Regions from separate parts of the Homo sapiens genome. Here region 2 is linked to region 1. A link is a loop called in an ENCODE intact Hi-C map of the cell type or tissue named here. Cell type or tissue: transverse colon. All regions are shown on one strand. Each heading gives the region's core, and the rest is flanking DNA. Links, peaks and the distances in the headings are about the cores only.

Region 1 (17,087 bases), core at 8,741-16,740:
GATCCATTTTTAATATATTTCAGTTTATGTCAACTTTGCTTTCAATTCTATACTTAAACATAATTGATCTTTCAAAAATAAAGAGGTAATTAGAACAAATATCAGGATAATTTTTAATAGTGATTTTTTTTGTATGTTAGTGTATAATACTATAGAATGCATTCTTTTTTTTTATTATTATACTTTAAGTTTTAGGGTACATGTGCACAATGTGCAGGTTAGTTACATATGTATACATGTGACATACTGGTGTGCTGCGCCCACTAACTTGTCATCTAGCATTAGGTATATATCCCAATGCTATCCCTCCCCCCTCCCCCCACCCCACAACAGTCCCCAGAGTGTGATGTTCCCCCTCCTGTGTCCATGTGTTCCCATTGTTCAATTCCCACCTATGAGTGAGAATATGCGGTGTTTGGTTTTTTGTTCTTGCGATGGTTTACTGAGAATGATGATTTCCAATTTCATCCATGTCCCTACAAAGGACATGAACTCATCATTTTTTATGGCTGCATAGTATTCCATGGTGTATATGTGCCACATTTTCTTAATCCAGTCTATCATTGTTGGACATTTGGGTTGGTTCCAAGTCTTTGCTATTGTGAATAGTGCCGCAATAAACATACGTGTGCATGTGTCTTTATAGCAGCATGATTTATAGTCCTTTGGGTATATACCCAGTAATGGGATGGCTGGGTTCTAGATCCCTGAGGAATCGCCACATTGACTTGCACAATGGTTGAACTAGTTTACAGTCCCACCAACAGTGTAAAAGTGTTCCTATTTCTCCACATCCTCTCCGGCACCTGTTGTTTCCTGACTTTTTAATGATTGCCATTCTAACTGGTGTGAGATGATATCTCATTGTGGTTTTGATTTGCATTTCTCTGATGGCCAGTGATGGTGAGCATTTTTTCATGTGTTTTTTGGCTGCATAAATGTCTTCTTTTGAGAAGTGTCTGTTCATGATTTTTTTTTTAGACAAAGTATTAGATCAGATATTTTTGGGGAAAAATGCTTTGTGATTGCTTGTTTTGAATGGTGAGCATTGTATTTTGTTTTAAGTTGTTTTCTGGTTGTTATTACAGCTATGAAGTCTTACACTCCATATTTCATTCTCCTGTGGAGTGCTGTTGGGATAGCGAAGGCTGCCAAAATCATCATCGTGCCGCCAATTATGTTTGAAAGCCATATGTACATTTTCAAGACGCTAGCCTCAGCCTTGCACGAGAGAGGCCACCATACAGTGTTCCTCCTCTCTGAAGGCAGAGACATCGCCCCATCTAATCATTACAGCCTCCAGCGCTACCCAGGGATCTTTAACAGTACCACCTCAGATGCTTTCCTACAGTCCAAGATGCGGAATATTTTCTCTGGGAGATTGACAGCAATCGAACTGTTTGACATACTGGATCACTATACTAAGAACTGTGACCTGATGGTTGGCAACCATGCCCTGATCCAGGGTCTGAAGAAAGAAAAATTTGACCTGCTGCTGGTGGACCCTAATGATATGTGTGGATTTGTGATAGCTCATCTTTTAGGGGTTAAATATGCTGTATTTTCAACTGGCCTTTGGTATCCTGCTGAAGTGGGTGCTCCTGCTCCATTAGCATACGTCCCAGAGTTTAACTCACTCCTCACAGACCGCATGAACTTGCTGCAAAGGATGAAAAATACCGGTGTTTACCTCATTTCCAGATTAGGGGTCAGCTTTCTGGTTCTTCCCAAATATGAAAGGATAATGCAGAAGTACAACCTGCTGCCAGAGAAGTCCATGTATGATTTGGTTCATGGGTCCAGCCTGTGGATGCTGTGTACTGACGTAGCACTGGAATTCCCAAGACCCACTCTGCCTAATGTTGTTTATGTAGGAGGAATCCTAACCAAACCAGCCAGCCCACTACCAGAAGTAAGGTTTGCCGAATTCCTTGGTAATTCTTTTTTAATGTAAAAGTCAATTTTGATTTTTGGAAGAGATATGATTTGTTATTTATATATATTGTATATATACAGTACACTAAAAGGTGATTAGGACATGGGGCCTCCAAAGTCCCTTTATGTGGGTCCACCACTTCCCTGGGAAACATTCCTGCTTTGAATGAGCATTTCTGTAATACTGAAAAGACCACTATGCCATATGGTCAATAGACTGCCTGGGAAGTAGTTTTCTGATTAAGTAATAGTTATAGTATGTGAGGAGAATATAGTTAAATGGTTAATTTTAATGAGTATAAGTGATTTTATCTTTAATTACACACAGAATCCCCTCTGTTCTGCCCCAAATAGCACAATTAACAGGTATATATGTTTAGCTTCAGGTCAGTGAACAGAGGTTCTTCTCTGGGAGGTTATTACCACTAGTTTATGTCCAATAATGAAAGTGAGGTGGTAACTTCCATCAAAGTAGGGAGTTGGTTAATTTAAGCTAGTAAGTAAATGTAATGGTTTTAAGGAAAGCATGCTCTATTGCAATTTCATTTCAATGATGGAATCAATGGCACTTTAAGAAACTCTGTTCTCTATGTGAAACTTAAATTCTTTTTATTGATTGAGCCAACAGTAAATCCCTTGGTATTCTGTTCACCATCCTTGTTTTTTATTAGGTATCCCACATTAGCAGAAGCCATACACATACCTATTGTTGTAGTGAGTTTTCTAACCTCAGATTGAATCTCTCAATTTAACCTCAACATCAGATCCCATTTACTAGGAAGTGTAGGGCTTGTTGCAGGACTTTATTCAAGTTACTTTTAATCCTACCTCTGGAAATAGCCACTCAAAACAATTTTGCTAAATTGTTGATTTCTAGTTCTGGTACTACATATTAAAAATTCTATCAGGGCCTTGATGAAGAGTAAATCCAGATTTTCTCGTATAGATGAGGACAATCACATGGCTGAATTTTGTCGTGAGGCAATAAGGTGATTAGAAATATACGACCTGTAGGCTTTTCTAATATGGCCATTAGAGTTATAATTAATAAATAATATATCGATATATTTCATATAACATGGAAACAGAAATGGCCTGTACACCCACAGCATTTCAAATATATACAGCCACTGGAGGCCATGAGGGCACACTTGTTCTCTCTGACGTCAACTGTAAAGGATAGGGATTAATCTCAGCTTATCTTAGCCATTCTTGAATTTATCCAAGCTCATTTTGAATCCTCAGATCTTCTCTGGCAGAGTCACCTTCCTAAAGGTAGCTAAAATCAGATTTTAGAAGTAGCTTCTAAAAGATTTGGTAATCAAGGTGTGTCTTTACCTTAACTGAGTCATTTAAAATGTTACACAAATCATCCTTGTTCTCTCTAGGTCATCATCTTTTCCGAGCTAGAACACTCCCCTTCTGCCAGCTCCCTTTGGTTTTCATCTGGGTGATGTCTCTCTTCTTCAGTCACTTGATTGAAGAAGAAGTATATGATGAAAAGGAGCTGGACGCGGTGTCCCATGCCTGTAATCCCAGCACTTTGGGAGGCCAAGGCAGGAGGATCACTTGAGTCCAGGAGTTCGAGACCAGCCTGGACAACATAGTGAAACCTTGTCTCTACAAAAAATAAAAATTAGCTGGGTATGGTGATGCATGTCTATAGTCCCAGCTACTCAGGAGGCTGAGGTGGGAGGATCACTTGAGTTCAGGAGGTCGAGGCCGCAGTGAGCTGAGATCACACCACTACACTCCAGCCTAGGTGTCAGAGTGAGACCCTGTCTAAAAAAAAAAAAAAAAAAAAAAAAAGGAATGTCCTGTCCTGATTGCCTTTTCTTTCCTTCCAGTTCCTGCTGTATATTTGTCTTGAGTTGCAGCAACTTGAATGACACAGTATAAGTGTAGGAAAATATTTTATGTTTTATTTTCAATACTCTACCTTTCAAAAAGATGCATAGCATGTGATAATTTTTTTTCTACCATCCAAGCATTTTTTTCTGTCATGGATTCCTCTGCACACAGATGTCCTTACTAGTGTCACTATTTTGTTTTACATGAAAAACATCTTTTTAGTGGTTTTTGGTGCTCGACATAAGGTATTACTCAAAATATCCTTTAATTTGCCATAATTTCTCATTTGACACTGGCTTGACTTTCTTTGTGGAGTTCTTTTTCCTCTGGGCTATTTGTAGTGGTTCTTTTGAAATGCGTTTTTTGTTTACAAAGTTTGCTTTGTGCCAGTTAGTTTGGTTGCATGCACAGACATGGCATGTGTGCATGTGTTATATATAGTATGTGGACATAGATAAGTATATTATTATTATTGGAAGTCTATTAGATTATCATTGTGAAGGGCTGTTTTCATTTCAGAATGTTATTTATAGTTTTTGAGCAGGGAGTATTTTGAAGAATGATGTGCAGTACTCTTTCAGGTATTCCTTATTCTGGTGTGGTTTTATATGCTTATGAACACATGTTCCCACTGAGATTTTTCTAGTAGATTTATTTGAGATAATAAACTGTACCTTTTCATTCTAAAAGTTAATGAGTTTCTCAAATGCCTGTATTATTTACAGGGCATTGTTGTGACAGTAACACAGGAAGGCCCAGAAAGTAGCTGCGTAGAACACATGATTCACATATAGCAGCTTAATTGTTAATTGCCCTGGTATCTTACACTGGGCATAGATTAGGTTTTCCAGATGTCTGTAAATGATTTTACAGTGGGACTGAATTTCACAACCTGGGATGAAAGGGCAGAGAAAATTTATAAAGGACATTTTAAATAAGCTTTCACAATGTTTGATCCTAAAGAAATCCTGTAGAGAGCATATAGTTCGGCTCCATTCCTTTTATTTATTCTTTCCTTTAAAGTAGGTAGAATAGAGATAGGGAATAGTCCATCCATTTCTCACATAGTAGATACAAAGACTTCATCAAAAGCCACACAGATAGTCTGTGGCAAAGTCAGGTGTAATGTGGATTGTTTTGCTATTTATTAGGTGTTTTTTCAAGGTGATTGCATCTCTTGTCACTAATTTTAGTCATTTACTTACTTACAATTGTGTATAAAACCATGCAGAGACAGCAGTTTTTTGAATCTTATTTATTTTATGTCTCTCAAAGATTGTCAGGGCTTAATACTCAAGTCAAATGAAACCATATGGACTCTTATTTATGCTTTAGAGATTTGATAAACTAAATCAGCCTAAGTTCAAATGCTTTTGATTACAAAATGTTGTGTCAGTGTAGAGTGAAGAAATTGTGTGCCTTGATAGTAGAAATCATTTTAAAATCCATGTTAGAAATGTGCCTGGAAAGACAACTTATCATCTACTACCTGGCTGCCTCTAATAGGAGTCTTTAAACAATGTGGACTAAGGGGAAGAATTCTGAGTTGGATCACATTCATATAGTGGTTTACCTACTCTATCATTGCAGGCCAGTAGAGAACATGGATAAAGATTAAAAAATAAAAATGCTTTGATCAAGAAGGAGGTCTGTAGACAGGTCCCTATTTGAATAGATTCTTTTTTTTTTTTTTTTTTTGAGATGGAATCTCTTGCTCTGTCACCCAGGCTGGAGTGCAGTGGCATGATCTCAGCTCACTACAACCTCTGCCTCCCAGGTTCAAGTGATTCTCCTGCCTCAGCCTCCCAGGTAGCTGGGACTACAGACTAGTGCTACCATACCCAGCTAATTTTTCGTATTTTTAGTAGAGATGGAGTTTCACCGTGTTAGCCAGGATGGTCTCGATCTCCTGACCTTGTGATCTGCCCGTCTCGGCCTCCCAAAGTGCTGGGATTACAGGTGTGAGCCACCGCGCCTGGCCAAATAGATCCTTTAAATATTAAATGTGAATGAAATAATGACATCTAATTGGAAAGTGATTTTAATTTTTATTAATTTTATTAGCAGATAATCCACCAAAGAATAGTACATGTTTACTTAGGGAATCTAATAGTTATTAAAAATAAATGTTTCAAGTGATACTTTTTAGATGATTTCCCATTGGCTGAAATGGCCTACGCTGCCAGGCAGTTGCTCTCTGCCACTTTTCAACTTCTACAGCCTTGAACTCTTATAGCACCTAATAGCACTTTAACTACTGTTTGCTGTTGTTGTACTGTTTTTGTTGTTGTTTGTTTGTTTTACATGGCTCTCTTAACTAGAATGTGAGTACCTCAAAAGGTTGATACTCTATAACCTGAGTGCCTGAAAAATGGTTGGTACTCAATAAAACTTTAATATTTAATGAACTGTATCAAATAGAAATAGTTGCCAAAAATAGGTGATTCAGTTAGTGCAACAATGTTAATATTATAACTATCATCTGTTTGTTCTAAATTTGTGTCTGTATACTGTCCTAGCCATTAAGCAACCCAAAAATCCATGCTAAGTTGTTGAGTTTTTTTTTTAATTTTTATTTTTTGAGATGGAGTCTCACTCTGTCACCCAGGCTGAAGTGCAGTGGCATGATCTTGGCTCACTGTAGCCTCTGCCTCTTGGGTTCAAGCAATTCTCCTGCCTCACCCTCCCAAGTAGCTGGGATTAGAGGTGTATGTCACCACGCCTAGTTAATTTTTATATTTTCAGTAGAGACAGGGTTTCGATATGTTGGCCAGGATGGTCTCAAACTCCTGACCTCAAGTGATTCAGCCACCTTGGCTTCTCAAAGTGCTGGGATTACAGGCATGAGCCACTGCCCCAGCTGGTACTAAGTTATTTTAATGAATTAGAATAACTATTCTAATGTTACTGATAGTGAGGAAAGAAGATAACCATACCATTACCCAATTGTGAACTAAAATAGTCTTTTCTCTCTTCCAAATATGCATATAAACAGGGGCAGTGCTGAAAGTCAGGCCAGCTATTGCTGTCTTGAAAGATGATTTGAGGCAGCATGGCACTCATTTGGTGCTCTTCAGAGATACTATATTTCCACATTAGGAGTATTTATGGCATCTTAAGTTCACCAGTTGTGGAGACATTTTTATTTAAGGAAGCATAGTCTTGGGGAGAGATAAGAGATAAACAGAGATAAGAAAGCACATGGGACCAGGGACTAGACCAGGAGATATTCACTGTTTGTCATTTTGTTATTTGCTGGAACTCCCTCAGAGAATGATCTTGGGGACAATGAGAGATTGAGCAACAGAGTTATTAGATTAGCCACTTGTGAGCAGGTAAGTTTATGAGAAGAAAAATGAAATGAAGAAACAAAATAGTGACTTTCCATACTTGGTATTCCTGATTAACATAGAAGCCATTACTTCCTATTACATATGGTGATTGAAAGCTGGTTTCACCATTAATGAATGAAGTCTCTAGGCTTGGATATGAGACCAGGGTCCTTGGGGGTAAAAGACTTGATCCAGGGTTGCAGCAGATGTGGAAAATTAAGGCCATTTTTATTAATAATTACATATGCAATTTGTTATCTTATGAAATTTAAAGCTGGAGATGTAAAGCTTCATCTATATAGTAGTACTATGCTATGTTGTTAGCTATGTGGGGGTCAGAAAATTGAGGATGACAATGTTTAGAAGAGACTAATAATTTCATTCCAGTTACTAATTCTGAGTTCAGAAATGTTAGTACTTTAACTACTGTTTGTTTGTTTGTTGGATGGCTCTCTTAACTAGAATGTGAGTACCTCAAAAGGTTGGTACTCTATACCCTGAATGCCTGAAAAGTGGTTGGCACTCAATAAAAGTTTAATATTTAATGAACTGTTAAATGATAGTTTGGCAGAAAAAATAAATTCTCTAAGGGAACTCATTAATGTAAAATGTTTTTGCAGATGCTTTATAGGTTAATCATGTATTTTCTTATTATTTTGTAGTAAGAAACCAAATTTATAGTAAGTAACCAAATTTCTTGTTAAAGAAATCTATCCAGGAAGTAAGTAAATCAAGCACTGTTGAAACTATCAATGACTTAACTGTTCAGTTCACTGATACAAAAATTTTCTAAGCAACATTGTAGTTTTTAATAGCTTGTCATCTGCTTCTGTAAGCATTATGGGCTTACAAGGATTTCCTGATATGATAGGAGATCCAATATATGAACGGAATCAAACAAACTTGTTTTGAATTGATATTGCAAGATCTGACATGATTTTAACTCCAGCACACATTGTTAAGTTTTTAAGCTTTAATAAGCCCTAGAGAATTGTTCATTTAGGTATTAAGTCAAATACTGGCAATATTTTTAAGGGAAATATTTTTAACTGATAATTTTTAGAAATGACAAATTTCTCAATTAAATTACTGTTGACACCAGTTTTGGGGGATGATATTCTTCACAAATACTCTTATTCTAAGCCAAACAGGTCTATTTATGAAATTTAAATTGCTACTGCCAAAGGGTTTGTCAGATCTATTTCTGAGCTCAGATTTTGTGGTGTAAGCATGAGCTTGTGACAAATCAGTGGCACTGAAGACAAACTACCTATTTTCTGGCTTTGTATATGAAAAATTGTATTTCACCTTTCCAGGTATTGTTCCTTGTACAAAATACCAAAATGGAAAAACAGGGGCTTTTTTAGTCAAATGGCCCTGACTTTTAGTCTTATCTTCATACGACTCTTTTGGTTAAAGGAATCAGCCTAATTAAAATGAGGATAGCATGTCAGTACTTACTTCAGAGGACTTTTGGTATATGAGAGCCACGACAATACCTGGTGGTGGCAGTTATTACTCTATTACTCTTATTATTACTGTAATAACCCTTGTAACTTACAGTGAGCCAAGAGTATGGAATCACTGATCATTTCTTATTTTCCACATGCTGAGGAGAAGAATGGTTCTCAGGAGAGTGGATAGAGATGTAGGAGGGATGTGGAGCATCTATGGTTTCACCTCTCTTCATTCGGGCTGTTGACACTGGTACTTCTGTTTCCATCTTGGGGATTTTTTTTTTTTCTTTCTTCCATTATTTTTCTTAGTGAAGTAGAAGGACGATGACAATTGTGTGAGATACGTGGTTCTTAGATCACCTGGAGTTTCTTAAGAAATGAACAGAAATTGATAGATATATCTTCTCTAGGGTAGAAAGAAGAATTAAGGGAGTAGCTTCATCAGAATGCTGGCTTCTTTAACCTCTGGGACACTGATTTTTCAGGCCTTTCAGTGGAGGAACTGGGACTCCAGCCCCTCTTCTGCTGGCTCCACACCTATCCATTCTCCTGACTCTGTGATTCTCATTTTTGAGGGAGTTTAAGGGAGAACTCTAGGCAAATAAATGATTGCCTTCCTTCTAGCCCAGCATTGTACTGAATCTCCTCCACACTCAGACCCTGAAGAACTAGACTCAGTAACCTAGAAATGCCAAAAAAGCCTTAGTAGTTTCTTCTAAGATCTAAGGTTCAGACTCGGCAACCAACCCCAATATTTATACTGACTTCTTCCTATATTATTTATTAGGTTGGTGCAAAAGTAATTGTGGTTTTTGTCATTAAAAGTAATATCCCAGCAGGGCTCAGTGGCTCACACCTGTAATCCCAGCACTTTGGGAGGCTGAGGCAGGTGGATCACCTGAGGTCAGGAGTTCTAGACCAGCCTGGCCAACATGATGTAACCCCATCTCTACTAAAAATACAAAAAAATTAGCAGGGCGTTGTTGTGGTGCATGCCTATAGTGCCAGCTACTCGGGAGGCTGAAACAGGAGAATCGCTTGAACCCGTGAGGCAGAGGTCACAGTGAGCTGAGATCGTGCCACTGCACGCCAGCCTGGGCGACAGAGTGAGACTCCATCTCAACAAAAACAACAATAAAAGAAAAGTAATGTCCCATTGTATCCTTTGTATTTTCCTTCAGTATTGTATTCTCTTTCAGTATTGCTTAGATCAGAATTCCATGAAATTCCTGTCGGCACGTGATTGTAGGCCACTTAGTAGATCTGGGGTGGGTCTAATAATTTGTACCATGTTACCTGGTCATGCTGATACTGTTGGTCAGATGACCAGCCACTATTTGAGAACCATTAATTTAAACTCATACAATCCATGTGATCCATAAATTTTAATAGCATTGCGTAATGTATTTTGTATGAGAATCTTTTTTCTGGTAATTAAAGATTTTCTCTGTTTTAGAAAGTTATTTTCAGTGTAAATTGCACCCAAACAAATGGATATGTATCTAGATTTCAAGAACTAGAAAAGCCCTGGATTACACTGTAGATCTGAACAGCTCATTACCTTACAGTTCCACTTTGTGAAACTAAGATGATGCTGTTGAATGATCAGTTCTTGCTTTAAGATATAGATCTAAATAGAGTGGCCATGTACAGCCATGTCAGTAATAGGTAAGGGCCTCAGAACTAATAACTTTCAACTCTTCTCCCTGTTTTAATTCATCTTCACCATTTGCTTTTGGCCTTCGAGTATATTTTGGTAAAGCAGCATTTATTGCTGTTTGTAGGAACCACTTCTAGGAGAAGATTCAAGAATTCTGATTAATATAAACATAGAGAGTTAATTAGCTGGTTAACAGAGCATCCATTCTAGAAAGAGCTGTGAGAGATGAAAATGCTATTAGATAGGAGAGAGAAAAAGAGACAGACAAGCATGTCTTCCTTTGTCCTAAAACTTCAAAGAAGTTCCTATAAAAGTGGTCATTTACATATAGTATTTCATTTGGGTGGCTTTTGACAGGGTGGATTTTCAGAAAAATTATGGTGTTCAAATGCAGGAGGGGAAACTTAAGACCACGTGGTGGATACTAACTTCCCTTGATTTTCTTCTGCTTTTTTCCTTCCTTGATATGTGATAGAGTAAAAATAAACTTTACAAAGTAAGCTGACTTGGTTCTACTTCATTGAATATAGTAACTACTTAATGAATGTCTATTGAATCATTTTATACTGAATTAGATTTAGAGAAAAGGTCTTCTGATAGCATTTAAAAAGATTTGATTTGCACAGATCTTTAAGAAAAACATTAGGTTCTAAGGAATTTTAAATATTTCAGAAACAAATAATGGAGGAAGCAATACTGAGGGATCTCAGGTCAGTCAACTTTTATGTCCCACCCACTTTCATTCCTAGTACGACAGTACTTGCACAGTATGGGCTTTAATACATATGTTTTGAATTAACGTAATCCGAAGTTGCAAAAGTCAATACAGTTGCCTAATTTATTTTGCAAAAATGGAATAAAACTTTTATTACACTATGCATTTCCAGACTTTTTATCAGTGAAAAGCAACTTAATTGACTTGATAAATATTGTTAAAACCTTGGGGCTAACTAAATTCCTTGACTACCATTTTCAGGCCATGATGAGAAACAGATAAACCGACTTGACTTTTTTTTCACTACAAAGTCCTCTTAGAACTTTTTCACATGTATAACATTGAAAAGGTTTTACAAATCACAAAGAGATGGCCACACTTAAAAAGGATAGATGGCCATTTAGTTATACATTGAGTGCAGATTTATTGGGTACCTAATATGTGCCAGGCACTGAGCTAGCAATGTTAAGTGCAGTTCATGGTTTTTTTGTTTGTGTTGCTTCTAGTCTAATAGGGGAAATAATAAAGATGTAAACAAATTAATATGATGCATATTTCCAAAGCTAAACTGCTGTAACAGAAGCCAAAAGAATGCAGTGATAGAAAATAAGGAGTCTTCTCAGACAATCAGAGTAATGCCTCCTGAGAAAGTGGAGAGAGCTGATGGAAGGAGAGTATTCCAGGCAACCAACACCCACCCCAAAGTGGGAAGGACTTTACATTTTGAAGAACTGAGAAAGATCAGTGGGGGCTGAGAAGCTGATGGCATGGAGCTAGGGTAGAGTGACTGAGGTGACCTTAGAGAGATGAACAGAGATGATATCATGCAAAGCCTTGTTCACTGTCCAAGGTTTGGATTTCCTTCTGAGGCTTTAGATGGGCTTTAACATGATTGGATTTACTTTTAGAAAATCCACACTCTGGGCCAGGTATGGTGGCTTTCGCCTGTCATCCCAGCACTTTGGAAAGCCAAAGTGGGCAGATCAAGAGGTCAGGAGTTCGAGACCAGCCTGACCAACTTGGTGAAACCCCGTCTCTACTAAAAATACAAAAATTAGCCAAGCGTGGTGGTGTGTGCCTGTAATCCCAGCTACTCGGGAGACTGAGGCAGGAGAATCACTTGAAGCCAGGAGGCAGAGGTTGCAGTGAGCCCAGATGGCGCCACTGCACTCCAGCCTGGAGGACAGAGTGAGACTGTCTAAAAAAAAAAAAGGATCACTCTGGTTGCTTTGTGGAAAAAGAACAATAAAAGGGGAAGAGAGGAGACAGGCAGGATCAATTGGGTGAATGTTGCAGTAGCTCAGAGGTGCATTGATGGCTGCAGAGATGGTGAGAAGTGGGATAATTCCAAGTATATTTGGGAGGTAGAATTGAATGGGGTGAAGTTGAGTGATGGGCGGTTCTAAAAAACCCAGTTTTCTTGCTTGAGCAACTGGTGGATGGCATTTCCTTGATGCGAAAGAGTAAGGGATGAAGAAGTTCTTTAGGAAAATACATTGTTTAGTTGGGGGCATATTGAATTTGAGAAACCTGTGGGTATATGAGTGGATTCAAAAGTCAAATTGATGTTTGAACATGTGAGCATGGAGTTGATAGGAAAGGTCAATGCTGGGTATTCAGTTGTGGGAGTTACCTTCCAAGAGATTATAGTAAAGCCATGGAAATAAATGCAGTGGCTTATCGACTCTCCAAGGAAGAGGAGGAGGGAAGAGGAGTCTCCAAGAATTCTGAGAAGTCATGACTAGGAAAGGATAAAGGATAACTAGAAAAAGTGATATCATAGGTCCATCCTTTATTGGTGTTGGTGAATTGGATGTTTCCATGAGTTAGTTGGGTATGTATACCTGTGGTCCTGAGTCACTGGACAATTTTAGTTGTTGCTAAGTAGATATATAGTAATAAATGACTAAACTTATACTCTCCTTTAACAATCTTCTTACATTTGTGGCATCAGACCATTGGTAGAGGTGACAGAGTACTCACTGGGAACCAGGTGAATATCTAGTCCTTGACAAGATCACTTTACCTTTTTTTATCACTAAATTGTGAGTGGGTCAGTGATAGGGCTTGGACGGTCTTTAAAGTGGCTTCCACTTCAGTGATGGTGTGAAAGAGAAAATTTTGAGCCTTATACATACATTAAAATACAGACTTCCATTCTTAAATCGTTCTTATTTCTAGTGCAGTTGGCAGATCTCTGATAATTCATAAAGCTGGAGTCTTGCAGAGGATGGACAAGTGAGAGGCATAGAAAAGGATCAGTTTTACAATTTGTGTACTAGTGAAGCTTTTTTTTTTTTTAGTAAACCATGAACAATAATTAGAAATAGACTTAAGACAAGTAATATTTGTTTTTTAAAAACCAATGATTAAAAATTCAGGCCACCATCACTTGAGGTCAGGAGTTCGAGACCAGCCTGGCCATCATGATCAAACCCCATCTCTACTCACAATACAAAAATTAGCTGAGCATGGTGGCACGCACTTGTAATACCAGCTACTGAGGAGGCTGAGGCAGGAGAATCACTTGAAGCCCGGAGGCAGAGGTTGCAGTGAGCTGAGATTGTGCCACTGCACTCCAGCCTGGGTGACAGAGTGAGATTCTGTCTCAAAAAAAAAAAAATTCAAGCCACCATATTATTTGATTTTGTACAATACAGAAAGTACATATTTTTCCCCAGTGAATATAATTGAATTACCATTTTTATTGAAAGACTTTTTTTCTTCAACTATAATCTTAAAGAGAATTTTGAAATGCATCAAGCCATATACATAATTTTCTTACCTTTTAAGAATTATACCTTTCAGCTTTTTGTGATAGAGAATTTGTGGAAAAGATTTTGTAAAATATTTATTTAGAAACATTTTAAGGAAAAAATTGAAATTATAGAAAAATGCTTCAAGCTTTTGCAAATTTATTTTGGTAAAGTTCAAATGCTTTCCCCCCTCATAAAAAAGATCCATTTATTTCAGTTAAGTTTTAAGTATATCGCTTTGTAAATAAAACTTCAAATGAGGCTTGTTTACCAGATCTTTACAAATTTAAAGAGCAGAAATGTATTCTGATGTGTAATTTGAATCAGTTTCCTGTTATGAAGACAGAAAAGTCTCCATTGTTTCCAATTTTTAGAAGCATTAGATGTTACAAGAAGAGATAATGTAAGAATGAAAAGAGAAATTATTTATGTACTAGATTATATACAACTTTTCATATGAATACAAAAAAGCTCATTTTTCAGAACATATGGGATTCTGATAATGTTTTGATATGGATGGTATAGTTTATCCCTCTAGACTTGCTTAGTAATAACTTTAGTCTTTTAAAATTACGGTTTAATGGAAATCATGGTAATATATATGTGATTTCAGCTGAATACATTATTTAAGCTAGGCTTATTTTCCATCTAGTCCACATAACTTTTTAACAGAAATGTCAAATAATACATAGATACAAGCTTTATTCACATATTGTATACAATCAGTGCTTATGTTGATTACTTCTTTCAGCTGAATAGGGAATAAGGCCTCAAAAGGTTTATATCCAGTATTTGAGTACTTTTGTTATTCTCTTTAAAAAGTCAGTATTAGGCACTACTGGTTACTACCAGCTGAAGCCTTACACAGCTGTGTATTTAGCATTTAATCATGCTAAGAATTGCTAATTAGAAAATCAAACCGGACAAAGCATACCCAGTGGAGTTGATACAATACCATTTCTGTTTGAGAACCATAAATAAATAATCTTTACGCATTAGTGTTTCATTATAAGCATTTGTGCTGAATGTGGCAATATTTAACAAAATGTTTTAACTCACTAGAAATAATTTCTTGATATTATCCTTTCACAGAAATCCGTAATCTCTTTAAAATATAGCCAGCCTTATCAAAATTAAGTTTCTATTTAGCCTTTGATTTCTCTTTTTTTACTTTCTTCTATTCTGCTCCATTTCAGCATTCTGCTGCCCCCTCTCCCTTCCCCCAAACTTCCCGCTGCCTTCTCCACTCTGCTTTGTTTTACCCTACATTGGAACCCTGTGGCCACAAACCAACTGTAGCATCCTCAGTTAACCTTATTGTGGCTCAGGCTCCAAAATTCCCTATTCCCTTCTCTCTCTCTGTGTTTTTATTTTCTTAAATTTAAACCGCTTTGTTTCTAAACCTCAGATACACTTAGCTGCAGCAAAGAATGAGGGAAAAGACATTCATTCAACACTATGTGTTAATGGCTGATAGCAATTTAACATATTACCTTTCAAGCAGTAGTGAATATTTTATACTGAAATTGGAGGTCTAGTAACAGTGAGGCATTAGTCAAAAGAATCAATACCAGCAGCATAATCTGGTTAGTAAAAGTCAGAGAGGTAATGGTTCCAGAGGATTAGGAGGACACAATATGAATGCCCCTAATACCAGTTTTATGGTCCACTCCTACGGGCGATTATGGCTCAAACTTTGAGGAAGGAGGTAAGGCAGCATTTTCATCTGCATCTCACATCTCACGGTCTTTGTGAGTTCTACAATGCTACAGTGCCTGGCATGGTGCTTAACATCCTCCTGTAGGTTTAATTATTTCTTTTCTGATTTGAGAATAAAATAGGCCGGACACATCCCATGTTGCTGTTTAGACTGTACATATTTTGTTGAGTATGTGTTCTTGTTTAGAAATATACATTTTAGGAAGTAATGAAGTTGCGATTTCCTGAAATTCAGTAAGTACACACTTAGTTTTAAATGAGCTGCATTTTTAAGAGAACATTTAATGGAAAACCAAAGATCTAGAGTTTTGGTGTCATTTCTTCTACTAACTCCAGTAATAAACAGACTTTTTCTGGAGGTCTCATTTACCTGAACGACACCAAGAGCTAGAAAGAAAGTCACAAAGACATTTGAGAGGCCAAAATAAATGCCAAAATGTCCAGGAACTAACATTTATTTACTTGACTCACAGTAGCTGCCCTTAGGCCTTCATCACGCAGAGTTAATTTATTCCAATTATATACCTGCTAAACAGCTTGGTTATTTTATTTCCAAGCCTATGAAGGTTAAAAACAGCAAGTACATTTTTGAGGCAGGCATGCTGAAAGCAATGAATACTGACAATTTAATAACCTGACAGAACAGAGAGATCCAGAACTACTTCATCATGATAGGCCCACTTTATTCATTTGCAAAATAAAGAGTTTGGGCTAAACGAACCTTCAGAATTACAGGCTAAAATACGTAACCTCATACTTGTTTTCTACCAGATTAATATATTTTAAACCTCTGGCAGATTTTTTTGAAATTAACTTTACCATAGAATACATATATGATATACATTTAGAATGACATGTGGTGCTTGTTTTATTTACTTAAAACAGCAAAAAATACCCTTTTATCATTATGATCAGACCGGAAAATGACACTTAAAAATAGTAAATCATGTATTCATTTAAATCCAGTGACTGTGTTAGCTCCTGAGAAGACAAGATTTAGCAGAACACAGTTGATTTTTGCCCTCATTGAACTACGAATCCCATTATTCAACATTTAGAAGTGCTATGAAGGAAAGCATAGGGTGCTGAAGAGTATGACATTAGGGCCTGGGAGTAAGGAACAGGGTCATTATGAGCTTTTTACATGAGGGTTCCAAGGGTGTTCCACTGTAGTTTTTCCATCCCTGACTTTTGGATCTGTGCTAAGAAAATGTTTACTAGGTAACTGACATCAAGACCCTCTGGAGAGCCCAGTAACTAAAGCTCATTAACAGACGAGGCAAATTTTAGGAGCATTCATCTGTCCTCCCTCCATCTGTTTTCCTTGCTCATTTCATTTCTTTCCATAGTATTTTATTGAAGGTCACCACGTGTGAGACACTGTACACTGTCACTTTTAAACTCATCTCCTGTGACAGAGAGCAAGGAGCTCCTTCCTCCTAACATGACTGACATTTTAGGTCATTCTGATCTTTGGTTATGCTGAATGTTCTCTACTTTATTGGAAAGTTTAATTCCTCCCACTGGCTACTTGTTTGGGTTATGAATTCTCTACATCATTTTGTGATTCCACTAAGTTTTGTAGGTCTGTTGTGGCCCATTTATACTCAGGCCTGACTGGTATTTTTACATATCTCTTACTGCAGAAGATTTTCTAGCTTC
Region 2 (17,087 bases), core at 3,752-11,751, 73 kb before region 1:
AAAAGTTGGGTCCCAATAGTAATTTTTATCTCAGTAGCAAAGTAACAGCAGCTTTAAAGTAGGCAGAAAAGAAAATAGAGAAAAAGAGAGCTTAGGAACTCTACAGTGTACAGGTTGACTTCAGTGCTCTTTTTTCTTGAAGTAAATGTGCACAAAGACCTTAATATTTCCATTTTACACTGACTCTAGCAAGTAGAGGTGCCATAAAACTAATGGAATGGTGAAAAGGGGTCATTCTCATTATCATTCTTAGATCATTTGTTTCCCACTTTTTCTTTCTTTCTTTTCTTAAGAGAAAGAACTGAGCTGTGGCCTAGGGCTTTTGTGAAGTGCATTGAAGTGTGCTGGTGTTACTAGTTGAAGGTGTCCAGGTTCTTGGCATCTTGAACAAGGAAGTGGACAAAATGCACAAACAAAGCAAGGAAAGCATAAAGCAAGGAAAGCATGAAGCAAAAACAGCAGAGATTTCTTGAACAAGGAACTGGACAAAAAGTACAAACAAAGCAAGGAAAGCATGAAGCAACAACAGCAGAGATTTACTGAAAACAAAGAGGCTGGGCGCAGTGGCTCACGACTGTAATCCCAGCACTTTGGGAGTCTCAGGCGGGCGGATCACGAGGTCAGGAGATTGAGACCATGGTGAAACCCCATCTCTACTAAAAATACAAAAAATTAGCCAGGCGTGGCGGCAGGCGCCTGTAGTCCCAGCTACTCAGGAGGTTGAGGCAGGAGAATGCTGTGAACCTGGGAGGCAGAGCTTGCAGTCAGTGAGCCGAGATTGTGCCACTGCACTCCAGCCTGGGTGACAGAGCGAGACTCTGTCTCAAAAAAAAAAAAAAAAAAGAAAAGAAAAAAAAAAGTACATTCCACAGGGTGGGAGCAGGCCTAAGCACAGGGGCTCAAGAGACCCATTACAGAATTTTCTGGGGTTTAAATGTCCTCTAGAATTTTCCATTGTTTACTTGTTGTACAACCTATGTAAATGAAGAGGATGAAGTAAAATTACAAAGTCATTTACTTGGTGTATGCCCTATGTAAATGAAGAAGGTATTTCCTGTCTTAGCTGAAGGGTTTCCATGTAAATCAAAACTGTTTCCATTTAAATCAGTTTTAGGAAGTCATTGTGAATTGACCTTATGTTCTCTGCCTCCAGACCCTAATCTCCTGCCTCTTTTTCCCCCTGAGAGATGTGATCCCCATAAATCTTTATGGAAGATGGAAAAACTGATGGTCTTCCTTCTGTAACAGCTTCATGCTGGCTTGGGGTATAGTACCTACCTATTGGGGATCATGAAACTCTTGCCCTGCCCTGTCTAGTGGAGTCAGGGTAGTTCCTTGATGGCCACAGGTGGTGACTTCACCCGGAACTGGCTGGAACACTTGTTGCATGATCATCTGAAGCTTGATGGTCTCTAGGTGAGAGGAATTGAATTTGGTTAAAAAATTTAATGGAGACTTAAGGGAGTGGATACCTATGCTGTCAGGAATGTTTGTTATAGAGATTTGCAGGAGAAAAGCAAAATCTAGTCTGTGGTCTGTTCTAGGATCTATGTCTTTCCTTAAAGTCTTAGCATGAACAACTCCATTTTGGTTTAGGTTTGGTGTGTTGGGGCCTAGCGCATGATCTCAGCCCAAAACAATGACCTCTCATAATTGTTTTAAAAAATTTCCCCTTTTTGGTCACGTTCTCACTTAGGTGAGAGTGTGACCAAAACTTAGGGCCTCTGGTCTCAGCATGTCATTCATAGATTATAGCGTCCTCATGGTCACACATTTCTTTCAGCTCTTGTCATTCTAGTTAAAGAGAGACCATTTGACATTCTAGAGGCCATTGTATGCAAACATTTAAAATCTTTGAGAGAATACAGTGCACCAGTGAGACTATTATTATGATTATCACTAGGATAATACCAAGAGTTTGGAGTATGCTTCTTACCCAGGGTCTCTATAAACCAAACCTCCTAAAATCAAATAGATCAAAGAATGAGCTAAATAAAGAGTCTACTCACTTAACTAAGCAGTGGCTTCATTAATCCGTTTTCTGGGGTTTAAATACCCTTTAGAGTTTTCCATTCATTATTTGTTGTACAATCTATGTAAATGAAGAGAATAAAATAAAGTTACAAAGTCATTTACTTTGTACACTATGACTGAATCTCTGTAATATCTAATGTTTTCTCCATACGCCATGAGTACCAGCAGCTGCACAGATACCTCTCTGTTCAGACAATTCTATCATAACCTTCACAAGAGAATTTAAAACCTGTTGTGTAACTGTAGCTTTTACAGTAGAATCTTCTATAAAGCCTATCACAAAGGATAGATTTCTAATCATTGCTTCTTTTATTCCAAACTATGGAAAAAGGACCTAACAAATGATGCCCTTCTAGAAGAGTGAAGGCCTCTTGGCAATGTGCTCTTTAACCCATAATATGAGTTTAGAGGAGTGAACCAATGTTCTGTTTCTGATTGATTATAATATATAAGGTTATCCATATATAGGCTGGCTGAAAACTCCTTCACAAATAAAAGTCTACCCCATAAGCCCACATAACAGACACGTTTTTCCACTTCTATTGTTCATAGAGGCATAAGCAAGGAAAAAAAATTCAAAGATAAGTCTCTTAATAGTAGAGAAGTCTTGACCCATGATCTTGGGAAAAGCTGTTCAGATCAAGGATGCCATCTTTTCTGGGGAGTAACTTTCCTGATTAGCTTTACCTTAAGGGTTTCAGGGGGTGTACAGTCCCAAGAGTGTGATGGGACACTGCTCAATTGTGAGATTATGAACCCAAGGTTTAAGGTCCTGAAGTTTTGCCGTATTGTGGATATCAAGGACAGTCTTTCTCTGATGTTCTCAGAAGATATAATCTTTGGGTTCTAGATTGTGAAGGGGTTGATTGTCCTCAGTCATAAGAGGCTTCTTTATTTGACAAAAATACATTGTAGCATAATAATTTACTGTTATAACATCAGTCTTTTTTTTTTTTTTTTTTTTTTAGATGAAGTCTCACTCTGTCTCCCAGGCTGGAGTGCAATGGTGCGGTCTTGGCTCACACTGCAACCTCCACCTCCTGGGTTCAAGCAATTCTCCTCCCTCAGCCTCCCCAGTAGCTGGAACTATAGATGTGTGCCAGGAGACCCAGCTAATTTTTTGTATTTTTAGTAGAGATGGGGTTTCACCATGTTAGCCAGGATGGTCTTGATCTCCTGACCTTGTGATCCTCCTGCCTCAGCCTCCCGAAGTGCTAGGATTACAGGCGTGAGCCACCATGCCCAGCCAACATCAGCCTTCTTGCATGGGAAAGCTTTTATACAACAAGAAAACATGCACTGAAAATGTCAATTGAATGAAATCCGTATATAAAATGTTTAAATCATCCATCAGGTGACCAAATGTACCTGAAGCTTTAATTGTTTTCCCAGGAAGATGAGACCAAACATTGGTTATCAACTATTTTAACAAATGATAAGTAACCACAAAAATATATTCAATTTGGATTTTATTTTTTCCATGATGAATCATGGAATGTAGAACTTTTAATAACAAAAGCTTTAAGGACTCAGGAAGGACAAGGTGATCATCCTGGTTCTCCATGAGTCCATGTTTAAATAACATTAGACTTATATCCTCCTGAATACCAGTTGTTTTACCAAGTTAGGTGCATAGCACTGATAACTGATGGATTGTCAAGGTAATTTGACCTAGACCATGGAGTTCAAATTGTATATCTAAACAATTTCCATATCTGCTGGTAAAACATGAAAATCTGATGACATATTTTCTTGGTATTCAATTAATTGTTTGTTCTACTTGGATTAGTAGCTTTATACAAGGAAATTGGTTATTTCTGTAGTTTACAATAACTTAATATAATAACCATAATTATAATTGATAGCATATACTCAGACATATTAGAATTTAAGAAATCCTTATGATTTTGTAACATATATTAATATCATTGACTAAAATATAAAATGAAGATTAAACTTTTTTTTGGACAATGCTTCCCTTATAACATGTCAAGTAATCCTATTTACCTCTCTTTTGGATATTTCAAGAGCCTTCTGCAGCATCTCAAAGTTAGAAGTCAGAAAAGGCTATTTTGAAGATGAAATTTGATTTTGGGAGGCCTATCAAATATGTTAAACGTTTAAAACATTGATATTATGAAATAGAATTCCAGGTTACCATAAGACATTCATTTAGCCAAAATGATGACTCAAAAATTTAAAAGGCAAAAACCTTTACTCATTGATAGGGGAAGAAGACCTAGCTTTCCAAATAATTGGTCTCTTGCCTTTCCTTTTATTTAATTTTTTGGTATTTTATTCAAAAGCCAAACAAAAATATTTCATTATCTTTTAATATTACATGAAAATCTTGTTCAAGAGAGAAAGCCAAATTTTACCCTTGCATTAGTGTACCATTAATGTCAGCTCCAATTTTTAATAACCCTATAGACAAATCTTTCCAATTTTAATCAGTATCATCATAAGGTGAGATTCTCATAAACCTTTTATAAGCCTTTACAAATTTTTGTTAAAGATCAGTGCTTTAAGAAAACCCTGTTTGTGCTTTTATTTCAATGTTCAATTTATGCAGAAACCAGAAAATGACCCTTTAAATTTAGTCAGTATGTTCATACACATAGTGTTTTACAAGATTAATTTTTTTTTACAACCCTTCCACAACTTGTTCAAACCTTTAGCTTTATCCTAACTTAAAACAATCCTTTAACCCTTTAGGCAAAAACAACAACAAAAAAAATCCACATTCCCATGCCTTCTTATAATCTTTTACTAAATCACATTTCACTTTTTTTACATACCTTGCATGTAAAACTGTTTCTTCAGTAGTCTCAATAACAATGTTAACGCTTAGCGACTTTTACTTTTGGCCAAAACCTTGTTAAGTTTGGGACTTGAAGTATGTATTAGTTGTGGAGCCTAGGACTCAGACAGAAGTGCAGATAAGTTCTGACTCTTTCCAGTGTCTACCTCCAAGTGTCCCAGGCTTTACCTAGCTGTAAAGCAGGCATGTTGTACAGTTAAGAGTCATAGTGACATTTTTGAGCATTCAGGAGGCCAAATGACCTTTAAATTGTACATTTCTTGCATAAACTCTCTTTCATAAATTCTTTCACAACTTACATAGACTATCCATGACATGCTTGGACTTTCTGACTTGTCCTAAACATCCCTCTTTTAAACAACCAGTTATTTTACTTTAAGACAAAAATTTACCATACAAGATCCTTTCTTATATAAAGCCTCTTTTTTTTGGTAACCTTCTCTGCATAGCTAGGGGGCATGGCTAATTTCCTATGTCCCCAGGCTTTATTTAAAATCAAATGCTCCAAAATACATTGAACAATTTTTTAAAAGTCAAAGAAGTAGTTTATGACCTTAAAGCATTTAGCAAACCTAATATCTGATCTGCATATTTAAATGAAATGTTTACATTTTTGAAGATTTTTATTTTACCAATAATCTTTAAAACTTTTTTAAAGATTACTTAAGTCACAGGAACTAAATAAAAGGCATTACACTTTTCGGACAAAATATTTGATTGAAGCTCTTATTATTAAACCAATTAATTATAGTTCTTTCATATTACACATATAACACATTTAAATATAGACAGAAGATAAAGGAATTGTTCCCTAAGTCAGAAATTGAACCCTAACCCGGTTACCATTGTAAAAAGAGAAAGCACAGCCACATGGTTACAAGGTCAATCTCCCAAGAATGTGGTGGGCCAGTTTGCTGGGCCATCTTGAACAGAGGGCCGATGAGGTCATAGGCATGCATTTTATTCTAAGATGTCCCTTTTTATAACAGAGCAATATAGAAAGACGTACAAAACACAACATATTCACTACAGTTTAACATTAGCCTCAGAATTTTTTTTAAATTAATCAAAATTATACAGAGGAGATAAACACTAACAGTAACTTTCATTATTTATTTATCCAGTTTGCACAGAGAGAGAGAGGCCAGAGTCTGACTGGTAAGAAATTTTTACCCTTTTGCCAGCATGCCAGGTTTCTGAGTTCTCTCTCCCTGAGCAGCCTTAGCAACCCTGCTAAACTATATGCAAACAAATACATTGCCATGAATTAAGAATATTCACAAATAGTTTACAAATTTTGGAGAAATTAGAGAGAAATATGACTCAAATTATGTTTACAAGAGTATACTCAACACCCTTAAAGTATCAGGAAGCCTAAAATCCAAAAAGTTAGTTTAAGGTTAAAAAGCTGGTGTGTTCCATCAATACCTAGGGGGCCTGATGAAGGTAGCCTAGGAATTCCAGATAAGTGGAACAAATGATGACTTGCTAGAAATGCATAGGAAACAAAATATCTATTAAAGAACCAAATAAAGGCCTTCCACTGGAAACTAAATATATATATATATATATATATACACACATACACACACATACACAGATATAAAACCATATATATATGGTTTTATACAGAAAGTGTCAGGAAGCCTAAAACCATATATATATGGTTTTATATCTGCATACATAGGCAAAGCCAAAGAATAAACAGCAAATGAATGAAAACTGGTAGCCAAAACAAATAGGAAACCGACCCTAAATTTTTCCTACTCAATCTACCCTGGAGGCTATAGTGTTATCCAGGGCCCTTAAAAACCCACATAATGAATATTTTATTCCTAATACACAATTCAATATCCTCAAGTTTACCAATATCATACAATCCTGTGCAATTAAGAAATTCATTTTAGGTACATGACCAATAAGTACTCCAGTGCCGGCACTATCCACGCAAAACAGTAAACATAGTGCAAAGCAACGCAAGCATGTATATGAAATTTGAATTGCTACAAAAAGAATTGCCAAACTGCTGATGCTTTTTTTTTTTAACAATACTTCTTATTTTACTTTAATCAAGACTCAGAGCTTTAACTATGAAAATGTTAATTAGCCAAATGTCTCCAATTCTCTACTGGGTTTTAAAGAGTATTTTATAATCTAAACATTTCCCACATCTTTCTCCCCACCTTCTGGTTTGTTACTACATGGTTTCATAAACAACCTTTTCAAATCGGTAATTTGAACTATTAGGTAACTTTTGAATTAGACAAAATTATTCTTTTCCTCACTAATAACATAACCTTTTCTGACACATTTGATATACAGAATTATGTATTAAGTAGAATTCATTTCCTTAGTAAACTAAAATTTTAGTGCAACCCTAAAAAGCAAGAAATCCTGAACCATCAGATATGGGCATTAATAGATAAGAATAAATCCACAATTTTAGAAACATGGTTCCCCATATCATAACCCTTTAACTGGAAATGATGCAGATATTAAATGAGCATCAAAATGTTTTAAGATTTTAATTTAAATAAAAAGTTTACCTAAAGTGTTATCCCATTCACTGTACTCAATTCTTTTACTTTTATCAGTTTATCTAGATTACTTCCGTAAACTGAGATATTAGACACTATCATTTAAAGTTAGTTACCTCCTTGTTAAACACATTTTTAGTAGTCTGTGAACATCAGGTGCTTACCTAAACCTAAGTAAGACCCTCAAAGTTAAATACATAGGTATTTTTGCCAATAACTCAGAAGATTTAGCTAACAGTAAATTTGTAAACCCTGAAAATGTGAGACAGGTCTCAGTTAATTTAGAAAGTTTATTTTTCCAAGGTTGAAGACGCATGCCCGTGACACAGCCTCAAGAGGCTTGGTTTTATACATTTTAGGGAGACGTGGCATCAGTCAACATATGTAAAATGGGACAGCTGGAACTGGGAAGGGGGCTTCCAAGTCACAGGTACTTGAGAGACAAATAGCTGCATTCTTTTGAGCTTCTCATTAGCCTTAGGAGATGGTGCAGGAAGAAGGTAATTTTTCCCTGAAGCCCAGCCATCTCTGGCCAGGCTCCCCTCCAAAACTGCACCATCTGAAGTTAGCCATCCTTATCCATAGTCTCCAATGTTCAGTTACCTCTCTGCTCACTGCTCAGTCACTTTTATCCCCGACATTCAGCAGTTTGTATCCCTGAGGCTCAGCTGCTTGTGTTGCTGTAGCTTTCTTCTGCCAGCTGGGCTGGTTTTTATGGGCACAGGATAGGGGGCAGGGTGGGTCAAAAAGGCAATCATTTGGAAAAATGGGGTCAGTTGCTTTCACTTAAGGCCTAGGTCCCAGGCTTGAGCGTGGAGTGTAGCCAGGAGCCCAGCCCTTCTGTATCAGGGTCAGCTGTTTTCACTTAGGGCTGAGGTTCCAGGTTTGAGGGTGGAGTTTGGCAAGGAGCCCTGCCTTCTGTATCAATGGAGGGAGGAAAACTTGCCTTCCTTGTTGGAAACAAGTAAAACTCAAAAAACAAACAAACAAAAAAGAGTTGTACAGCAAAATAAACATTAGATCTCAACCAAATTTTGGGAGAATAGGGATTCTCTGGAGGGGGTGCTTCCAGGCCTCGGCAAATTGTCCTGTTGGTTTGAGCCATAAGGTTAGCTCAAGATGGTACCAGGCACCCATAGATTTTTCAAAGGTCAGGGGCATCTCCACTCAGAATCTCTTCATAGTTACCAAATGAACCCTGAATATCTGAGACAGGTCCCAGTCAATTCAGAAAGTTTATTTTGCCATGGTTAAGGATGCATGCCTGTGCCACAGCCTCAGGAGGTCCTGACAACATGTGCCCAAGGTGGCTGGGGCACAGCTTGGTTTTATACATTTTAAGGAAACATGAGACATCAATCAGTAGTCGAAAAGGCAAGGCAACTGGAATCAAAGGCAGGACAACTCAAAGTAGGGAGGGGACTTCCAGGTCATAGGTAGATAAGAGACAAAGGGCTGCATTCTTTTGAGTTTCTAATTAGCCTTTTCAAAGGAGGCAATCAGATATGCATTTATCTCAGTGAGCAGAGGGCTAACTTTGAATAGAATGTGAGGCAGGTTTGCCCTAAGCAGTTGCCAGCTTGACTTTTCCCTTTAGCTCAGTGATTTTGGGGTTCCAAGGTTTATTTTCCTTTCACACTATCTTGCATATTAAGAGGTCCTTTCTTATTCTCACTCTTCCTCCAAAAAATAACCCCAAAAGCTAATACATAAACATTAAATACTCTATAAAGTACTCACGTTTTAAATATTTAACCCAGTTAGACCATAACAGCAGGGCAGGAACTGCATATTCTGTCTTATTTGCATTATAAAACTAGCACTTGGCACAGTACCTAGCATATAAGTGATTAAAATGTTTGCTGATCAAATGAAAGTCATATCTATCACTTGTTAAAATTCTCCAAATAAGAACTTAAAAAAAAAATTCACTTATATTTACAATTGCAGTGGTGTGGAAAATAATAGGAGCAGTAGCAGCAAAAACAACAATCTAGTAGTTTTAAACCTGAAAACAGAAAACTCACAAATTTCTTTATGGCATTTATTCTGGATAGAAAAAAGTATAGACATTCTAATTATCCATTGTAGATGTGAAAAGTTATGTTTCTGACTACCACTTTAGACACCTGAAAGCCCAAATTAGTTGCTAGCTAGGTGGATATCTGTTTCTCTCCCTCTATATGAGTATATAGAGAGATATATTGGCTACATTTTATATGTTTTAATAATATAGTCACTATATATCTAGCTAATCTATTTATATATGGCTATGTATTAGCTATGTTATAGGCATATATCCAGTTCTATATCTATCTATATGGCTATATTAGAATTGGAAATACTGTTTAAAGAAATCCATGTGATTGTATGAACAATAGATTTAAATATGAGAGTTTCTAAGCTTTAAACTTGTTTTTGTTAATTTATTTCTTTGCTGTTCTACCTCCTACTATTATTTATTTAGAAAATGATGACAAACAAGTGGAATATCACATATGTTAGCACAGTGATAAGAATCTTTCACAATAGATAACAGCTGTGGTTGGGAGACTGGCCCAACTTTAGTTTCTGAATATATCACTTAATAGCTGTATGTATGACCTGGTGTGGGTCAATGTCCACTCAGAAGAGACTGCTCCTATGCATGAAGTTGTTAATTAGGTCAGAACAAACAGTGATTCATTGACATTGAGGACCTTAGGGGAGGGTTCCTGCGGGAGTGGGACCTGGCTCTCTGAGGAGAGGAGCTTGATAAAGCTGATTCTGCAAGTGTTGGAAAACCACAAACTACATTCTTATGCAATTACAAAAAGGACTTCTGCTGCTTCAGTGGGGAACTATGCCCAGCTAATATATGCCCAGTGGGAGCACGACCAGATAAGAAGAATACAGGAAACCCACGGGAAGCAGCCTGGAAAGTCTCCTGTCTTCCACCTCCTGCCTTGCAGTCACCCTCTTGCATCCCCTCTTGGCAGAGCCTAGCATAGATCCAGCTAGAAAAGCAGAAATGTGGCTTTCCAGCCTTAGAATTTCAAAGCCAGCTGAGGAGAGAAAGGTATTTTGAAGCTGGGATATAGGTTAATAATTAGTGCAGGTAGCATAGTGACAAGAAGTATATTGCATGGAAGATAAGAGCTGGGACTGGTAGATTGCTTAAATTTAGCACCTGACCCCAACATTTAATAGCTATATGACCTTTGGCTACTTATGCTTGATAAAATCAATTGGCCCCAGGTATAATATGGGAACAATGTCAACATCATGAAGTTGCTGTGAGAAGTAAATTTGATAACGAAGTAAACTGCTTAGCGTGCTGCCAGGCATAGCAGTATGTAACAAATGTTAACAGCTACACATTTTATTTGCTTCATATAGCAAGACAGTGACTTGATTATTTAAGTAAAATCTTTTGATTATATTGTAGCTCAGTTCTCAATTTCTGAACTAGAAAGTATTGGATTTTCAGTAACATGCCTGGAAATTAATATGCACATTTCAAACAACAGGAATTTGAAAGTCAACTATCATTCATTTATTCATCATTTTCCCATTATGTACATATATTTTTCATTATATAATTTACAGTTTAGCTTAAGGATGCAAACAACTAAGCAATTACATTAAAGCAGCATAAGGGCCACACTAGGAGAAGTATAAGGATATAGTAGAGATGAACAACCAACCCTGAGAAGAGCTCAGAGGATATTTTCTGAAGGAAAGAGAACTAAAGTGAGTCAGGCAAAGTTTGCAAGAAGAGAGGCATACTACTTACCTTTTAAAATTAAAAACGAAGAATTTACAAATGAAGGTTTGGCAACATTAGTGACAATGGAGAAGCTGATATTCAAGGAACATATTAAAGATCTTCATATTGCACAGTGAGAATGTTTAGTCCCATCTCTTGAAATGACTAGGACAATCTCATATGCTTCTTTTCAGTCCCTCTCAATAACTCAGTGGGGTGCTGAGTCAAGACTCAATATACACATGTTGAGAAGTACAGTTCTATAGTTTTGCATTGTTGTGGCTCAGGTCTGTCTGGTTAATTAATATCTGTTTCACATTGAGCTAAACACCTTGACATATTGGAACAGAGATTACAAAGTGAGAAAGGAAAAGAATAGTATGCTGTTAATCATGTGTGTGTGTATTATATACTTTCAAAATCCTTTCACACACATATATATATGTCATATATAATATATAAGCTATATATACTATATATAGCATTTTCACCAATAGCTGGGCATTCCTACCTACAAGACTGAAGGAGTGATGCTTCAAACCCATTGCATCATTTTTTATCCCTCTTTTTTTTTTTTTGGCTTTCTACATCCATTGTGTTACAGAGATGAAAGAACTATTATTATGAACATATCAGCAGAGTTATCATTTCAGTGTGAAAGGACTCTAGATGTTCCTGACTTCTATTTACAATTGAAATAACAACTTAATTATAAAAGATAAATTAAATTTTTGTATGTAATTTGCATACATGATTATTTGTTGGGTAACATCATTGGCCAGGAAACATAGCCTCTTAGTTCAATTCCAGACCTGCTTTTAATTATCTCGCATTCTCTGAGCCAATAAGGAAAACTTTGGCCTAGACTACTATTTCTTTGTACATGTGAGATTTATCATCAGGCTGCCTTCAATGATTCTACAAATGACTCCTGAGACAAGGCTTTCAAAGCTATTTGGTCTTCCCTGGGGAACCGGTACCTTGCATGATATCATCATTAAATAAGAAAATGCATCCATATGTACCTGAGAAATAATGATAACATAATGATGATAATTCTTTACACTTTGTGTAATCAAACTGTATTAAGAAAAGAAAAATGATGAGGCTAAAGTGATTAAAACAATGTAATACAGGTACAAGATAAGCAAAGATACTAGTGCAACAGAAGAAAGTGTCCAGATTTAGAACCACACACTAACCTAATTCAGGTAAAAACTACTATTGCGATAAAATAGAGTCTGCAAAATAAATGCTTAATCAATTGGCTATTTCTTAAAAGCAGTTATTATGTATTTCCTCCTTCTATTCTGCTTTGGTGTAAAAGTCTTGATGTAGCTCAGGTATTTCAAGTCATCAGGATTGACAGTAAATCTTCATATTTCTTCCTTGAGTAGTTCTCACCACCTGAAATGGCTGTTGAGAAGTAACTGAGCAGATATTTGCCTTTCTAAACATGAATATTACTTTATTATATACATATAGAGGAAGAGAGTAAAGTTATAAATTTGTGACTCTTCATTTCCTCTGGATTATTTAATTTTTTCCTAAAATGGGAGAGTGCTAAGAATAGTAATCATAATCGCAGCTTATGGAATTTTTGTGCAAGGCAATGTGTTTGGACTTCATACGTGAAATCTCATTCAGTGACAATTTAACTGGTAAACTTAAAAAAATAATTAAACAGGTTTTAAAAAGGGGCAAGAGAGTATTTTTATAATATTTTCTAACATGAAAGGAAGAATGCCAAAATATAAATGTGTCTATATGTGTGTGTAGTATGTGTTGAGAAGAAACTAGCTTTGGGGTGAATAATTGGAAAACACAGAGATTCTTGATGTCAATTTTAGCAGAGACAGTATACAATTGCAAAATAGGGCTGCTCATAGCAAATACAGAAAATCCATAAATTGTTCATTAATCAAATGGAGAAAAAGACTCAAGAAGAATAAATGCTTTTTTCTAAAGTTGTACAAGTAGAGAGAACGCAGAGAGAGGGTGCTTATCTTCCAGGCCAGATCAGGTCAATAAATAAGCATGTGCTAAACATCTTCCTTGCTAAATGTCAGAGTAAGATGAAGTTTTTCAGAAATGTTCAATTTAGTAGAGTTTCCAACTCTACATAGACTTCTACCATATTAAGAGAAGTAATGTGTAGGCAAGGCACAAACTTAGGGTCCTCGTGATTAAAAATACATCTATGCCCAGAGTGACGTGCTGTGTTATATATATGTGCATGTGTGTATGCGTGTGTGTGTTAAATTACAATATAAATAGGAAAGTTAAAATAACTTTTTTTTGGAAAAACAAAGTAGGAAAATGCAACAGGCCAAAGGCAAACAATCTGTTATGGAAACATCTTACACTGGGGTACAATAAATATTCATCAAATTAATATAAACATAATACACTAAGATCCTATGTCAGTTATACTTTCAAAATATCTGATCATCCTTCACTATTTTATATTTGCCTGTTATTGTCATATATTTAAGTTAAAAAGAAGAGTAACTCCACATCTGGGAGGCATACTCACTGATACTAACTTTCTTTGTGGACTGATTTCCCTTCTTTTAAGTGTAGTTAAAATCAAATTCAACTATTTTGTTACGAAAACTACACTACTGCTCCTCCGGGGTAATTTTCATAAATACTACTTATATGACTCCTAAGTGAACATCTAAAGTTCTAAATAACTTTATGGTTTTCTAATTACTTACTTCGGTAATTAAGACATTTACACGGCAGAGCAAACTACTTAACTTGTGAAGGGCTGTGCCAACTACGATGGCTATATAATCTATAACGTTTTTGTTGTTGCTACTAATGTGTGGGCCAAGTCCATGCTCAGATATGCAATTGTGGATCTATGTAATCTATATTGCTTCTAAAAACCTAGGTAATTATTTTATATTATGAAGTTTCTCATGTAGGAGTATATCTTTGAATATGACAGTAGCGGGCCTAATGAAAAATATAGGGTCTATTATGACACATTTAAGTAGGCTACTTCCCCATAAGCTGAATTTCCCAACACTTTAAGTCAATAGGAAGATTACATTTGCTACCAGGTAATAATCATAAAATCATAATAAATTTCTATTTTCAAGCAAGTGTTCTTCAATCTATTACTTACTTAAGATTGACTGCAACTCAGTTATCCAATAGCATTTATCAAGTGCCTATTATGTTCTGAGCACTTAGGAGAAATGTCTGTAATAACTATCTTACTTCAAAGATACAGTTTTAAATATATATATTTTATGCTAAGCTGATATGTTTGAGGCTAGTATTAAAATTAGTTTCTTTTGAAGGTAACTATACACATACAAACTGATTTTAAACATAATTTCTAATATAACTGCATAAAATAATATTGCCCTTCAGGTAGATTTCGGGATGTCCTTCCTGTCTGTTCTCAAAGTAGGTTTAGAATATTCCACTTGGAATTGTTTCTAGAATATGTTAACAAGCCATAATAAGCATATAAGATGTTTCTTAGTAGTCACTATTTTTGGACCAAAATATTGCCATACACAGCTTGACTACCTATCCAATTCTCCGGGCTTGGCTCAAAATAGCATTTATGTATTTCCAATAAGCAAATTTATTCACGAAAGACAAAGATTTCTTATTACTAAAATTAGTCCTAAGAGCTATGCCATAGGCTAATGGCAATGCTTTAAGATTAGTTCTTAGCCTGGCACGGTGGCTCACGCCTGTAATCCTAGCAATTTGGGAGGCCAAGGCGGGTGGATCACCTGAGGTCAGGAGTTCGAGACGAACCTGGTGAAACCCTGTCTCTACTAAAAATATGAAAATTAGCTGGTTGTGGTGGTGGGCACCTGTAATCCCAGCTACTCAGGAGGCTGAGGCAGGAGAATCACTTGAACCTGGGAGGCGGAGGTTGCAGCAAGCCAAGATCGTGCCACTGCACGCACTCCAGCCTGGGCGACAGAGCGAGACTCCGTCTTAAAAAAGAAGAAGAAGAAAAAAAGATTAGTTCTGGCTTTCTTTGACCAGTGGCTACTTTGGAAGTATTCAGTTTCTCAAGGTAAGTACTTTATAGGAAAACATTCATGTGTATGTCTAAGTTCTGGTATTTTTGTTAAAATGATGTTTCATTAATTTATATTACTTGATATAGGCATTGAGAGTTAAAATGTAATGATTATCTCTGCCATTTCACAGCTCTTACTGCCACTTCACCCAAGCTTTAACAAAATCATCTGAAGGTAAGCATTAAAGCAATAATGGATTTTCAGGTATTTTTACTAATTAATGAAATCAAGGCCAACAAATATCTACTGTCTATATCACAGTAATTACAGAGACTATCTTTTGTGATGTTATAGGCACTAATGGTTTCTTTTCCAAGAGTTATTTTTCTTCCATCACTGTTAATAGAATCTCGATTTTGTTCAGGCATGATGTGCCAGCCCTAGTGGGTGTATTTCAACTGTCTGGGTACATCATAGCAGTACGCTTCCTTCATGTCAGTTATTGTACTCTATAACTTGGCCAGTGAGAAGTGAAATCTGTTAAGAAATGTCTTCTAGACAGGCGCGGTGGCTCACGCCTGTAATCCCAGCACTTTGGGAGGCCGAGGCGGGCGGATCACGAGGTCAGGAGATTGAGACCATCCTGGCGAACATGGGGAAACTAAAAATTTTTAGTCTCTACTAAAAATACAAAAAAATTAGCTGGGCGTGGTGGCGGGCGCCTGTAGTCCCAGCTACTCGGGAGGCTGAGGCAGGAGAATGGCGTGAACCCGGGAGGCGGAGCTTGCAGTGAGCCGAGATTGCGCCACTGCGTTCCAGCCTGGGCGACAGAGCGAGACTCCATCTCACAAAAAAAAAAAAAGTCTTCTAATAAAGACATTCCTTATAAAAGAGAAGTGCTCAAGAAAAAAATTCTCTGTTCCTGTCTTTGCCTAGCCTTCTGGCTTGGAATACTAGATGTGCAGCTATGGCATTCATATTGCAACCATAAAAGTAGAAGATAGAAAAAGCCTAAATCCTGATATCACCATTGAATCACTGCACCAAACTTCGGATCTCCAACCTCCAGGCTTCTTACTATATGAGATCAAGATCTTATTATTTATGCTACTGTAGATGTGTAATGCAGTATTTGCTGATGAGAGCATCCTAACTGATACAAGGAATAAGAAGCATGCAGCAACTTTCAAGTGATGATCAAAAGGCATTTTGATGATGTGTAAAAGCTATTGATTCTGTAGCTATCAGAAGCAGAGATATAGTTTCCCCTAAATAAATAACTAACATGAATTCCCTGATTTTAATAAAATATGTCTATCAGAATCAGTAAGTATTTTTTTTTGACTTTTTTTTTTTTTTTTTTTTTTGAGACAAGGTCTTTCTCTGTCACCCAGGCTGGATTGCAGTGGCACGATCTCAGCTCACTGAAGCCCCAACCTCCTGGGCTTCAACAATCCCCCCACCTCAGCTTCCTGAGTAGCTAGGATGACAGGCATGTATTACCACACCCTGCTAATTTTTGTATTTTTGGTAGAGATGGGGTTTTGTCATGTTGCACAGGCTGAGTACTCTTATCATTGCAACATATTTATATCACACATTCTGATTACCTTTCTGTTTATTTTGCATAGCATCTTTTACATCTTGCATTGCCATCATAAGTCTTGTATCAGTATTTCTTTATGGTTTCTTATTTTAGAAAACATCAAGTCTCTTTTTCTGTAAGTATATCAGGTTATAGTTTTCTTTCAACATTCACTCAGGAAATGATTATGTGTGAGTATGTGGATTTGAGGGGAAGTTATAAGAGGTAAGATCAAATATTAGAATGAAAAGGTATCATTCATGTCTACAAGGAACTCACATTCTTAAAGGAATTTGAGATGTACTTAAATCAGCACAGACTCTATTAATTTCAAGAGAAAGACCTGACCAAAGAGCTATGG

The links. Peaks named below come from ENCODE experiments on the same cell type or tissue, not always from the same donor. Only the 100,000 strongest peaks of a DNase experiment are listed, where the experiment ranks them.
Region 2: a loop joins it to region 1, with 2.9 times the contacts of the local background. A loop is called at or near these places in 1 of 110 quality-filtered maps.

The regions. Positions count from the first base shown.
Region 1 is chr4:114,621,791-114,638,877 of GRCh38, forward strand. It overlaps UGT8 (UDP glycosyltransferase 8), which reads left to right. Exons shown (of 6, transcript NM_001128174.3): 2 at 1,089-1,912. The coding sequence starts at 1,091. Among named protein-coding and RNA genes, the nearest start is that of MIR577, 26 kb to the right of the region's middle. In transverse colon, for the core only: no CTCF peak of the experiment used is centred there; no DNase peak of the experiment used is centred there.
Region 2 is chr4:114,553,540-114,570,626 of GRCh38, forward strand. LOC105377380 (a long non-coding RNA gene) reads right to left here and starts at 5,187. Exons shown (of 6, transcript XR_939093.3): 1 at 4,833-5,187; 2 at 2,010-2,092; 3 at 1,279-1,412. RefSeq lists an enhancer at 8,432-9,275. In transverse colon, for the core only: no CTCF peak of the experiment used is centred there; DNase peaks (open chromatin) are centred at 8,262 and 10,046; H3K27ac peaks cover 2,681 bases.